Regions from separate parts of the Homo sapiens genome. Here region 1 is linked to region 2. A link is an interaction called in ENCODE POLR2A ChIA-PET data of the cell type or tissue named here. Cell type or tissue: A673. All regions are shown on one strand. Links, peaks and the distances in the headings refer to the core of each region. The heading gives the core; the rest is flanking DNA.

The links. Peaks named below come from ENCODE experiments on the same cell type or tissue, not always from the same donor. Only the 100,000 strongest peaks of a DNase experiment are listed, where the experiment ranks them.
Region 1: POLR2A ChIA-PET joins it to region 2 with 5 read pairs; 3 of 35 experiments call an interaction of 5 or more read pairs at or near these places.

Annotation. Positions count from the first base shown.
Region 1 is chr17:43,719,178-43,724,946 of GRCh38, reverse strand. It overlaps the pseudogene WHSC1L2P. Among named protein-coding and RNA genes, the nearest start is that of SOST, 37 kb to the left of the region's middle. RefSeq lists silencers at 3,924-3,983, 4,134-4,243, 4,274-4,343. In A673, for the core only: no CTCF peak of the experiment used is centred there; no DNase peak of the experiment used is centred there; H3K4me3 peaks cover 465 bases; H3K27ac peaks cover 523 bases.
Region 2 is chr17:44,108,106-44,116,002 of GRCh38, reverse strand. HDAC5 (histone deacetylase 5) reads left to right here. Exons shown (of 27, transcript NM_005474.5): 3 at 5,203-5,274. LOC105371789 (a long non-coding RNA gene) reads right to left here and starts at 91. Exons shown (of 3, transcript NR_136415.1): 1 at 8-91. RefSeq lists an enhancer at 3,489-3,989. In A673, for the core only: no CTCF peak of the experiment used is centred there; a DNase peak (open chromatin) is centred at 4,742; H3K4me3 peaks cover 709 bases; H3K27ac peaks cover 1,190 bases.

The DNA.
Region 1 (5,769 bases), core at 1-4,000, 390 kb after region 2:
AACAGAATCCTCCCAACCAGTTGGGAAAATAGGAGTGCAAAGGAGACTGTGTCCACTGTTTATCTGGAATGCTGAGTGGGTGGAGTCCTGTTCTATCATGGCACCCAGGGTCAATCAGAACTTCCCTGGGTCCCTATAGTATGAGGGGCCAGCTAGTTTTCCAACACTTCCAAGGAAGGCATGGAAGGTGCTGGGCAGGGCCTGGTGGGCTGGGAGGGCCTCAGCTGCAGAGTCAGGAGGACACAGAGTGTGTGGGCTAATTACTACAGAAAAAAAAGATGTGGATTTAGCAGACACCAACAAAATGGGGTGACCATGCCCAAGAGGTTAGTGAAGACAGATACTGATGACCATGGCTCGGCTCTCCCCCTCCTCCAGCTCCCCCTCCTATGGCACAGAAGCCACTAGAACTAAGTAGATGACCTGACAAGGGAAGTTGAGGCAACTGGGAATAGATTGAATTTAAGTCTGATATGACCAACTTCAGCTGACATTGATTATTAAATAAACTTAAATGTTTTTGGCAGTTGGACAGAATGGGGAGTCTATAGGAGAAACAGAAAAATGAAGCTGTGTTTTTAGAGGCCCCAAGATTTGTAGCTAATTCATTTCTTCTTTCTGCTTAGCAAGGGACTGGCTGAGATCTCAGGCCTTTCCAGCTGTGATATCCAGTGTGGCTCTGATCCCCAGGCTTTATGACTCTGCTGCTGCTACCACTGCATCCCAGGGGACTGCCAAAGTGTGTGCAGGTCACGTCCCAGTGGGGCTCTGCCTGACCCAGCACTGAAAAATGGTTTACCCCTGAGTCATTCAGACAATTGATATCGTTGAGAAACCACGGTGTGTAGGCCCTAGGCTGGGCACTGTGCCTGCTTCTGGGGACAGTCAATTGAATAAGACACTGGCCTCATCTTCAACATGTTTACAATCCTGTGGCAGCAAACAATTAGAAGCCACTGGTTCTAGGACCTTAATTAGGAATTTCTCCTGATTACTGCTTTCGTTAAAAAGACATGAGCACATCTCCAGCTAATCAGTCAACAAATATTTACTGAGCACCTACTATGTTCCAGGCTCTGTTTTAGGTACTTGGGGTACATCAGTGGAACAAATAAACAGTAGAAATATAAATAAATGAGCCTTGAAGGCCTGCTTTTATCTCTCTGCCCATCTCGGTCCTGGGGAAATAAATGTGGGTGTTTCAGGCCGAACATCCAAATGATCAACTTTTTTTTGAGACAGGGTCTCCTTCTGTCTCAGGGTCTCCTCCTTCACCAGGCTGAAGTGCAGTGGTGCAAACACAGCTCACTGCATCCTCAACCTCCTGGACTCAAGCAATCCTAGCACCTCAGCCTCCTCGTGTAGATGGGACCACAGGCATGTGCCACCACACCAGGCTAATTTTTAAATTTTTTGTTAAGAAAAGGTCTCACCATGTTGTCCATGCTGGTCTCAAACTCCTGGGCTCAAGTGATTTTCCCGCCTCAGCCTCCCAAAGCACTGAGATTAGAGGCATAAGCCACCGCAACAGGCCATCATCAACTTAATTCTAAGGCATTTCCCACCCCCACCCTCATTCCCTGAACTCCCATCCTCCTTTGATCCTCAGTCAAGGCCAACTTCGAAAACTCCTTGGTAATCAGCTGGGAGCTTGCAGGGCCCAGACCTTCAGCAGCTTGTGGGAATGTCCCATGAGGAACTTTTTTTTTGTCAAAAGAATGCCAGGAGTTTAATTACTGTGTGGCCCATGGAGGTGATTTCCATTTATCAGCCAGAACCCAGACAGATCCTAGGAAGGCCCATCATGTGAGGCTGTGGCCGCCGTGGCCTGCTCTCTCCAGCAAAGGATAACCCTGGGGCCTGTGCCCTGGGCAGGGGCAGCAGGAATGCTTTGAATGCTTCCCCTGCATGTGGCCTTGGGTTTTACCAATGGCTACAGCGGGTGGTTTAATTAATAAATGTCCACTGCTTGTCATTTATCATTAGCAAAACAGGAGGGGTTGGAGGTGGGGGCAGCCAAGAGGGCAGGGAAGCTTTCTCCAAACAAGGTGCACCGATAAATTAAAGCTTTATCCATCAGTCTCACAGGCTGGCTGCTGTTGTACAGCCCCACGTTACTTTCCTCTGGTTCAGAGGCCAATCTCATGTTTCTGAAGGGCTTTGCAGCAGCTGTAGGGGGTTTCATCTATGACTGTGTTTCCCTTGTCAAATCTCAGCAAAGGACTGTGTTGCATGGTATGGAGGAGAGAGAGCAGCATGTGCCCAGGGGACTGGTTCCCATCGGGGTCTCAAACTGAAACTCTATGGTGGATCCAGCCTGAGGCTAGATTTTTGTTTGGCTACAATGGCATTTGACAAATTGGAAATTTTTACATAAAAATTCAAGTTTCTGGCTTCTATTGAAAAAGCAAGGCGAGGCAAAACCAAACCCTCTTTTTCAGTATGGCAACAAGCAGCTGATGGCCAGCTTAGGCAGGCAGGGCAGCCATGTGAGGTTGTGTGAGTTGTGCACTGCACAAAAGCACCTAGCAGAAGGTGCAAATGGAGGCTGAATCCAGGCCAGGCTGTCTTTCCAGCAGAAGCCCTGTAGGCAGGATGCAGGCCTTCCACTTCCCCACCACCGCTGACAATCCCTGCTACTTTACTCACCTACTCCATTCATTTACGTTACCTATCTGAGCTTGGTAAGCACTTGGTGTTTTCATTCCTAGTATACAATCAGGGCACTATTTCGTCTTCTCTATGTGAGAAATGCCTCTTCAACCTTCAAGGCTCAGCTCAACTCATAGAAGCTCCCTGGTGGTACCCTCCTCTGTATTTTCTCAACAGCAACCCACACTGCTATTATAGCACTCGGCACACCCTTGTGCTCTAATTTGTTAGCGGATCCTGTTTCCTGCAGACTTTGAGCCCCTTGAAGATAGATCCTACCATTTCTACTTTTCCTCTGCCTGGCACATAATGGGCACTAAATCAGTAGGGCTGAATGAATGGGTTTATGGCCAAGTGTGCCCCAGGCAAGGGAGGCCTCCAAGAGGCTGCCTAAAATCCTAAGCCAGGAAGGTCAGGAAAGGGTGATAAAAGGTTTTAACTTTGGGGTTTTGAAAGACCCTAGACTCCTAGGTTTCTTCTCTTGGACACTCTATGGGGCACTTAAAATCCTGAGTCATGCTGATTTTGGGATTTCCTCTGACCAGAAAGCTGAGTGTTTAAGACTTTTCACATTCGCTTGTTTTGTTGCAAGGAGCTAGTAAGAGCTCAGCCTGGCCTCTCCCAAAACCACTCATAAAGGAGCAGCAGACATGGTGCAGCCAACAGAGACTTCAGGGAACAAGGATGGCTGTGACTTGTGCAGAGCAATTCTGGGATCCTGGAACCTGAAATACATCTCCTCCCCAGAAATTTAGCCTGAAATTTCTTTAACCAAGATCAAAAGGTGAACCTTGCTTCTAATAATCACAGAGGACTGAATGTGTTCTGCGAAGGAGAGCCACACTGGTCTAAATTATTTCCAACTAACGTGTAAATGACTGATAGAGGTTTTTGGTTTTTTTGTTTTGTTTTTGTTGATTTTTTTTTTTTCCTAAATGCTAGTTTGGTGAGAAGGTAAAAAGAGTTATAAAAGTGCAACACCAAGGCGGGTGGATCGCGAGGTCAGGAGTTCGATACCAGCCTGGCCAACATGGTGAAACCCCATCTCTACTAAAAGTACAAAGAATTAGCTGGGCGTGGAGGCGCGCCCCCGTAATCCCAGCTCCTCGGAGGCTGAAGCAGGAGAATCGCTTGAACCCGGGAGGCGGAGGTTGCAGCGAGCCGAGATCGCGCCATTGCACTCCAGCCTGGGTGACAGAGCGAGACTCCGTCTCAAAAAAAAAAAAAAAAAAAAAAAAAAAAAAAAAAGCAACAAGCCCTCTCGCCTAGTCTCTCCTTTGTCGTCCAGACCCTCGCGGCCGCGGGCGTTCGTGGTTCGTCCCCTCCGCCCCCTCCGTCCCCTCCGCCCTTTCCGCCGCGCTGACTCGCCGCTTCCTCCTGGGCTCCATCGCCCCAAACCCGGGACTGCACTTCCCGGCAGACGCCGCGGCCAATGAGGGAGGGGCTGAGGATTTGGCGGCGGCGGCGCCCCGAGAGTCGGGGTGACGGGGCTTTGTGCGCTGAGGCGGAGGCTGCCAGCACGGAGGCGGAGGCCCAGGGGCTGTGCACAGGTCACCGCGGAGAGACGTGCGATTTCCCAGCCGAGCGCCGAGGACCCTGCTGCCCAGGCCAGGCTGCCAGCCGTAGGCTCCTCTCTGGCGGCAGCGGGGGCGCGGCGACACCCGTCTCTCGGCCTCCCCTTCCCACCCCACCTCCGGAGCCTTCCTCCTGCCGCAGCACGCCTGGCCTGGTCCGGCTGTGGCCCTCCTCGATCTCCGTGTCCCTCCTGTGATCGCATTGAGACGGCCGGGCGGTTAGAACGGGACAAACTGAAGGCCCGATGAGAGAAAGGGAAAGTTAAGAATGCTGGAGCAGAACAATGGATTTCTCTTTCTCTTTCATGCAAGGGATCACGGGAAACACAGTTCAACAACCACCTCAACTCACTGACTCCGCCAGCATCCGTCAGGAGGATGCCTTTGATAACAAAATTGACATTGCTGAAGATGGTGGCCAGACACCATACGAAGCTACCTTGCAGCAAAGCTTTCAATACTCACCTACAACAGATCTTCCTCCACTCACAAATGGCTACCTGCCATCAATCAGCATGTATGAAATTCAAACCAAATACCAGTCGCATAATCAATATCCTAATGGGTCAGCCAATGACTTTGGCGCAGCTAGAAACTTTAGCCCCACTGACTATTACCATTCAGAAATTCTAAACAGAAGACCACATTAAATTCTAGAAAACCCTTCCCCTCCACAGCCACCACTTCGGTACCACAAACTGTGATTCCAAAGAAGAGTGGCTCACCTGAAGTTAAACTAAAAATAACCAAAACTATCCAGAATGGCAGGGAATTGTTCAAGTCTTCCCTTTGTGGAGACCTTTTAAATGAAGTACAGGCAAGTGAGCACACGAAGTCAAAGCATGAAAGCAGAAAAGAAAAGAGGAAAAAACCCAAAAAGCATGACTCATCAAGATCTGAAGAGCGCAAGTCACACAAAATCCCCAAATTAGAACCAGAGGAACAAAATAGACCAAATGAGAGGGTTCACACCATATCAGAAAAACCAAGGGAAGATCCAGTACTAAAAGAGGAAGCCCCAGTTCAGCCAATACTATCTTCTGTTCCAACAACAGAAGTGTCCACTGGTGTTAAGTTTCAAGTTGGTGATCTTGTGTGGTCCAAGGTGGGAACCTATCCGTGCTGGCCTTGTATGGATTGAAGTGATCCCCAGCTGGAGGTTCATACCAAAATTAACACAGGAGGTGCCCGAAAATATCATGTCCAGTGTTTTAGCAAACAGCCAGAGAGGGTGTGGGTTCATGAAAAATGGGTACAGGAGTATAAAGGTCATAAGCGGTATGAAGAATTACTGGCTGAGGCAACCAAACAAGCCAGCAATCACTCTGAGAAACAAAAGATTTGGAAACCCTGACCTCAGAGAGAACATGCTCAATGGGATTTTGGCATTGCCCATGCAGAGAAAGCATTGAAAATGACTTGAGAAGAAAGAATAGAACAGTATACTTTTATCTATATTGATTAACAGCCTGAAGAGGGTTTATCCCAAGCAAAAAAGAATGTTGGGGCCGGGCGCGGTGGCTCACGTCTGTAATCCCAGCAC
Region 2 (7,897 bases), core at 2,394-6,393:
GGGTTACCTTTCCAGATGCTGGCGGTCCAAGTTTCCCTTGCAGCTACCTCTGTGGGAGCTGACAAGAGTGTTGGAGGAGCTGGACGTGTCCACCAACGCAGGAGGCTGGCAGCTTGAGAGCCACTGCTGAGCCCTGGCCAGGAGGGGCGTCCTGAGTGGGCCTGTGGAATGGGCCCCGCGTCCTGCCTGGCTTTCCAGCTCCCCCCAGCAGGGGGAGATGCTGTCTTCTCTGTGTTGGGGAAAGAAGGAAAAAAGGAGGGGGCCAGGGATTGGGAACCTCATTTTAGGATTGTTGAGAGGCTTTGGAACTGGGGCCACTGCTTGGGGATGTTTGCTTGAGGCCCTTCCTGCAGAGTGTTCCTGGGGTTCTGGACTGGCTTTCCCAGTTGTGGGGTTCCAGCTGCCCTGGGCCAGGGAGATAGTCAGCCTCCCCCCAGCTCTTCCTTTCTGAGGGGCCTAGCGTCTGCTATTCCCAGAGCTTGGGCTGGCATCTGGGCTAGGGCTGGGGTGCCCAGCGCCTGGCAGAAGCCTGGAAACCACATGCCTTGGAACTCGGCGGAAGTAAAGTGAGACCACCGATTGAAGCCAGAGCACGCGGGTGTCCACTTCCCTGTAGAGAGCCCCAAGAAGGAAAGGTATGGGCCATGGGGCAGGAGATAAGAGGTGGGAAGGAAGGAAATGGTTAGTCCCCAGGGTCTGCTGCAGCCCCTGAGCGCCTCCCACCTTTTCCTCACTTCCCTGAACACTTGCTCCTCTTTCCCCAGAGTAAAGGACAGTAGGCTTTGTAAGGGGCAGAGCTTCTGGTTCCCCTCAAGTCCTCTCAGCGTAGGAGCTTTTCAGTTTGGCAAGTCCTCACTGAGTATCACCAACAGGCTCAGCCTGTGGAAGACAGAAGAAAATATGAGATGGGCCATCCCTGGTCCTCACAGTGAACATGTTAGCAAGAGAGACTGTTTTGGTGAGGGGCAGCAGGTGGAGACTGTGAGTGATTTCCTTCTGGGGCCCACTGCCCAGGAAGGTGGGAGCTGATGACTTCCCTCTGGCTCGGGCTGCCTACCAGCCTTTGACTTTATTTACCTCTTTTGCAGTCTTGGAATCACAGGCGGAGGCTATTGATGGGGTTGCCTGCTTCCCTGAGACCATTCCCTGATCTCTGCCTTTTCTTCCGGCAAAAGGGGGTTTGAGGATTAAGGCTGTCTTTATTTTTCTGGAACTGTTTGCTTCTGCATGTTCTCCTCAGTGGGGCTGAAAGGCTGACAGAACTTTCCCTCAGCTCAGACTCGGCCCAACCAGGTTGGAGGAGCTGCCCAGGGGCCTGGGACCCAGGCCAGCTCTGGTTGTACCCTCTTTGTGCCATTGCCCAGAAGAGCAGGCAAGAGTGAGGCCCACTGTGCAAGCCAGTCTGGGTGGCAGCGGGGCCATGGAGGAGGCGGCCAGGATCCTTCTCCCCAGTGTGGGAGGGAGACAAGCTTCATGACAACACCTGCCTGCCCAGCGCCTCCCAGAACCTTCACACTTTCTCTCTTTCCCTTTTCCAGGATGGAGGGCAGCAGCCCCCCCCCCCCACGCCTGCTCTCTGGGTGACCAGAGAAACTGGGGCATGGGTGTGGGGTGGAGCCAGGAACCTCGGTGTCCTGCCTTCCAGCCTTGGGCTCTGCCTCCTTCAGAGCCCCCAGGGAAGGCAGGCAGTGAGAAAGTGGGTCAATCCTGGCATGGGGCTGGGGTCTGAGAAGTAGACTCCTGGCCTCCCTTCTCTACTGAGATGCCCCCTGGCACACCTCTGTGCTCACTGCAGAGCGGGACCTGCTTCTCCCCTCCTCTTCCCTGCTCTATCATTCCAAAGAGATTGAAGGCTTAGAATGGAATGGCCAGAGAAGGCAGGGTCAACCCTGAGGGGAAGTAGAAGATGCCAAAGTAGGTGTTCACATTTTTCCTGGACTTGGCTTCAAATGAGAGGGTTCAGCCAACACCTAGCATGGGGCCTGGCTGGCACATGGCAGCTCCCAGGCCATGCTGATGGGCTCCAGCATGACTGGGCTCGAAGGGCAGGAAAGAACAGGAGGGTGGGCAGGTCTGATATCTGGGTCTCAGGGAAGCTGGCATCTCACACTTCATCCAGGGTGCTCCTGGGCCAGCCATTGGCTTTTTCACTGCACACTAAGCAGACCTTGCTTTCTTCCCTTTGGTCAAGGTCCCCCCATCCCCACAGCCTTTGGGCTCAGGAAATGGAACCTGGAGCCAGGGTTAGGCTCTTTTCCTCCTTCAGATTCAGAGGGCTAGGAGGTCAGAGTGCAGCCTTTGAGGGAGGGGCAGAGTGAGTCTGGGGAAGACAGTCCTGGCTCTGGGTGAAGCTCATGTACCCCATGCTTGGTGGGTGCTCCATAAGGTTTGTGGGATGATACATGGGTGTGCTGGTTGGGAGAGAACGGAAAAGAGAAGTGAATTGCAAGGAGGGGGGCTAAAGCATGAAGGATTGAAGTTAGACATTAGGAGGACCTTGTATCACCTGAATCTCAGAAGAAAAAAAGACATTTGTCCCCATCCCAGATCTCCTCTCTTATTGCCTTGGAGGGTTCTGGGAATTGCACTGAGGATTTTCTGACTGTGTCTGATACTTTGCTTCCTACTTGTTGGAGGCTGTAATGGTGCTGGGAGCTGGCTCCCCAGCTCCCGGCTCCAGCCACCTCTGGGTGTCCCTGTCCTGGGTGCTACTATCTTCCCTAAGCAGGAAGTCCTGTTTCCTTCAATGTCTGGGTGCTCCAGGTTCTGGGGGCCCTGCTTTTGAGTCCTGGTAACTGACGCCTTCCTCTTCTTTAGAATAAGGCTCTCCTGCCACACTCTCCTATGCCTGGGGCAGGCAGAGAGAGCTGGGACAGGGCTAGCCAGCCCTTCTGGTTACTCCTAGCGTGGGTGGGAGGAGTCCTGGGCTGGGAGGGGTTGCTGCTCTTGGCTTTCTGGGCTCCCTTGAATCTGCTGCCCATCACCCCACTGATGGAGACCTTCCCTTCCCTTCCTCTTGAGAGGGCCTGGTTGGCCAGGATGAGGTTGGGGCAAGGGGTGGTGAACAAGATCCCCAGCCATACCCTGAATGTCCACCAGCACTAGGCCTCTGAGGGAGTACTGTTCCACTGCCCTTTTTCTAGAATCTGCCCTGGTTTAGAAGCTGCAGCTCCAGACCCCTGTTTCTTTGCTGGTCCACCACTGGGTACCCCCTGGCAACATATACATCTTGCTAGTCAAGGGCCTGGGAAAGCCTGCCTCTGCCTATAGGTGTGGTCCCCCTAATCCTCCCACTCCCAGCCTGAGGGCAGGAGACCCCTTTGCCATCCCTGACTGGCAGAAGCTGGCTGGGAAATTGGGCTCCAGGAGCCACAGCCACTGTGTCCTTGGTTGGCCAGCTTCTCCTGGGCTCCCAACAAGAGGGTGAGGTCATCCAGTCCAGAGAGAGGACAGGTGTCCCTGGCTCCATGCCTGGAGTGGGGGTCAAGGAGGGGGCTCCAAAATAGCAACTGTGACATCAGGAAGGGGGAGGGGGATATAGACACAGGAATAACCAGGCTATTAAAAGGCTCTAGTGAGGTCAGGGGGCCAAGTGGGATCTTTGTACCAGTGGGAGGCACAACCTGAGGAGCAGGGGCAGGCCAGCGGTGGGGAGGGCGGGGGAGTGCCACTGGTCCTCATGGTGCACCAGCCCCAGGACCCAGGGAGCAGGGGCTGTGCTGCCAGGCCTGAGGCTGGCTGGTGGGTAATGGCTGGATGCTGAAAAACTCTTGACTCTCCTTAGCGAGGTTCCAACCTCAAGTCTCTTCCTACTTGAGCACAGGGGTCATTGTACCTGTTAATAGAAACCCTGGGAAATGGGAGGCAGTGGAGTGTGGTGGTTAGAGCTCAGACTTGAGCCTCAGACATCCCAGCCCTGCCATGTAAGCAGCTTTATGACCTAGGGTGAGTGACTTCATCTCCCTGTGCCTCAGTTTTCCCATCTGTGCCTCTCCCAAGGTCACCACGCAGAATTAATGAGATGATGTATATGATGTTCGTAGCACTGCACCTGGCACATTGCCATGGAGGAGCTACCTGTGCTCTGAGAATTAGCAGATGTTCCCTGGTCCCTTTTCCTGGATTGGGGTGAGGAAAGGGGACCAGGGGACACCTGTCTGCCCAGGAGGAGTATCCCTACACCCTAGAAAGAAGCTGAGGCTGAGCAGCCTCTGGAGGCGACACTCCAGAATGAGCGGGAGGGAGCTGCCATTTAGCAGGTGTTTAGGGGTCTCTCTGCTGGTTGAAGGGGTGGGGAGGCACCTCTCAACTCTGTGGGAGGGCAGAAGTTAAGCAAACCTCCATGGGGCTATTAGAACTCCAGGGAAGGTGCCTGTGTGCCAGCCTCTCCTAGACCCTTCCAATTCCTTTACCTGTTCTGGAAGGCAAGAAGAAAGACGGAGGCTTGAGTCTGGCTTCTTGGTCTCCATCCCCTGGCTTGCTTGCCAAGAGTAGCAGCCAGAGCCGCTCCCAGATGCATGGGTACCCTGGCCGGCGCCCTTCCCCAGCCCAGCCTCTGGCCACCCAGCGCTGTGGCCTTGGCCCTGAGTGCAGGCCCTCCCCTGTTCCCATCCCCCTCGCCTGGCGCTTCCTCCTGGGGTAGAACCGCCTCCCCCCCCATGGGGCCTCCTGGCAGCCCGCCCGCAGCTCCCTGAGCATGCTCCACCTATTTATAGACAGGGCCCTCCCCCAACTGCTATTTCAGTCTCCTGCCAGCTGCCGGCGGCGGCTCATTCGGGAAGGAGGAGCAGGGAGCCGGGCCCAGAGCTGTCACCCAGGGTTGGGAGGGAACACAGAGCCCGCCTGCCCGCTGAGCTCCCCTTCCTGTCCCAAGTGCTCAGCCATACCCCAGCTCCCAGGAACCAGGGAGAGGCTGGTGGTCGGATGCCCCTCTAGAGCAGAGCTGGGCCTGCAGCTCTAGGGCCTCCCTGCCCCTCCTGCCGCCAGGAGTGCCCAGGCCGGATGAGGCACTTCCCTACAGTGTGGGTCCCGTCGGCAGTGGCCTGAGGGAACCTGTGCTGTGCGGGCTGCCCGACCACCTTCCCTTCGGTCTGCTCCCCGCCTCTGGCGGCCCCCTCCCTGGCATGCTGCTGGTGCCCAAGGCTCAGGGGCTCGTGGAGATGCTGCAGACCATCTATGAGACAGAATCCTGTTTCTCAGCAGATGGGATGTCAGGTCGGGAACCATCCTTGGAAATCCTGCCGCGGACTTCTCTGCACAGCATCCCTGTGACAGGTAAGTGCCTTGATGTCCCTGCCTGCCCTCTGTCATCTGGCATCCTTGTCCCTGGGCTGAGCATCTGGCCCTGAGCCTTGCACAGATAGGGTCCTGCATAGATCTGTCTTGAGAGTTTTGTTGAGAATACACAGGGCTGGGGGATCCCTGCTCAGAGAGGCCCCTGCCCTCCCTGCCCAGAGCCTGCTGCTCCCCGGTGCCCCTCCGCTGTACTCTGCTGCATCTCTTCCAGTCCCTTCAGTCTCTGGCAGGGTCGGCATCCACTGCTGGGGGCTGGGGGTTACTGGAGGATCCTGGCCTAGTTGGCACTGTGGTCAGAGGGGAGGAAGTGGGTCAGTGACCCGCCTCCATGCTGCCCGCTCCCCAAGTTTGGGCAAGGGAAGAAGGTGTAGCTGGGTGTCCACAAGAATAAAGGTTACTCCAGCTCCTCTGGCTTGGTTCTTGGGGCTACAGGATCGAGTACAGTGACTTCCGCAAGTCCCCAGCCAGGAGTCTCTTGAGAATCAGACACTTGGGGAGGCTTGGTGCAGTCATGATGGAGTTAGGCAGAGGCTGGCAGCTTGGATATTGAGGGGCTTGGCTGCCTTAGCCCCTAGCTGTCTCCCGATGGCGCTCCTCTCCCCAGGTCTGGGTTGATTCCCATCTCATGAGGATGAAGAGGTGTTACTCTGGCTCAGATGGGCTTCGGGACCCCCTAATCCTGCCACCTTCTCAGCAGGAACTTTTTTGGCTCTTGGCTAGGGGTGGGGTCCCCCAGAGCTGGGCCGCTCCTTCCCTCACTCCCAGGAACCTGTTGGCAGCATCAAGCCTTCCTGGCACAGCCTCCCCACCAGGCCGGCACCACAAGATGCTTCCTCCAGGGAGGGGCCTGCTGGACCCATGCCTGCTCAGCCCCTCCTGGCAGTGGCTTGGCACTCAAGTGTGGGTGTCTGTGTGTGTGCGTGTGAATGGGGAGTCCTTGCCTCTGGATATGTGGGTGTGCATCCCAAGCTTCAAATTGGAAAGTGGGAACTGTGTGCCTCTGCAGGTGCCTGTGATTTGGCTCTGAGCTGCCCAGGGATAAGGTTGCAGTGGGACTTGGATGTGTCAGAGCATGAATGTTTTGGGAAGATTCAAAAAATCTTTGGAACATGGCTTATCATCTGCCCAGGCAGGGATGCCCATGCAGTTTTCTCATGTAGGAGCATGACCCTGAAGACTAGCCCTGCAGGGTATCCATGCAGGCCCCGAGGATAGGGGCATTACCCTGGGGCCAGCCCTGTAGGCTGGGGTGGGGATGGGGGTGTAACCTTGGGAACCGGCTCTACAAGATACCCACGTAGTCCCCTGAGGTAGGGGCGTATGCCTGGGGGCCCCCTACACAGGTCCCTGGGATGAGGAATAAACCCAGAGGGCTGGTTCTTATCCTGGTCTGGAGTCCACAGGTCCAGCTAAAGACCCTGCCTGCTGGCCCCTAGCCCACAGCCTCTGGGACTCAAGGTGGTCTCTTGGAAGGCAGAATAATCCCAGAGCATCTGCTTGGGACAGCTCCACGCCATCTGGCTTATCAGGTCCACCCATCCTGCCCTGTCGCCTCTGTTCCTTGCTACCAGCAGCAGCCAGCAGTTGGCCGGAAGTTTCCTCCTCAGCTTGTTCATTCACCTGCTTCCAGATTGTACCCCAGAAACCTTGCAGGCTGGGACCCTGCTCTCTCATCTCCTCCCTAAGCCTGGCTGCCCCTGCATGGACTCCCAGGCAGCCCCTCTGTCCAGATCCCTGTCTCCCCACTCCACCCCCAACGCTGGCTGGCCTTCAGAGTGGTGGCTTGGTCCATGCTGGCAGGAGGGAGGCGTGAGTCACCTCAGCGGCTCGGGGAGAGGGCTAAGAATGTTCCCCCTGCGCAGCTCTGATGCTGTGTCTGTGACGCGGCTAGGGACAGATATAGGCCTGGAGCTCGGCAGCCTTGTTTTTTTTTTGTTTTTTTTTTGTTTTTTTTTTGGACTCTGGAATGTAAATAGATGTTTCAAATAGAAACACTTTAACCTTTGGGTTAAAAAAAATCCACCCCGGATAAACACGGCCATGAGGGCCCAGGCAGCCTGGTGTTTCCCTCCCCACCCCCTCTCCCCATCTCTTGATCGGTCTCCAGACAGGATGCAAGATCCTATGGCTGAAAAAGCAGGTGTCCAGGGAAGCTTCTTTGGATGGTGTGAGTTGCGCAGGTCTCCCAAGCCCAAGGGGTTGGGGCAAGGGTCTTTCGAGGGTGGTGCCTGCCTGCCACCTCCAGCAGCATCTTTAGAACCCTATTTTAGGGATAGCCTTTGCTCTCTGGGCTGTCTTGGTTGTTGCCATTGCCCAGCACCTAGCACAGTGCCTGGCACATGGATGAATGAATGTCGCATGGGGAGGGCTGGAGTCCAGAATTGCTGGCAGGATTCCTGGGCTCTATTCTGGGGCCTGGACCTCTGGGTGAATAGAGACAGCTTTAGTGAGTCACCCCAGCGGGTAAGACAGAGCCTTAGCCTACCGAAGGACAGGGGCAGTCTGCTGTTCTTGCTTAAAGAGTGGGGCGGATCTCAGCATCTGCTCTTAGCGATCAGAGGTCTTCCTTGATGGATGGGGTCTCTGCCTGGCCACCCTACCA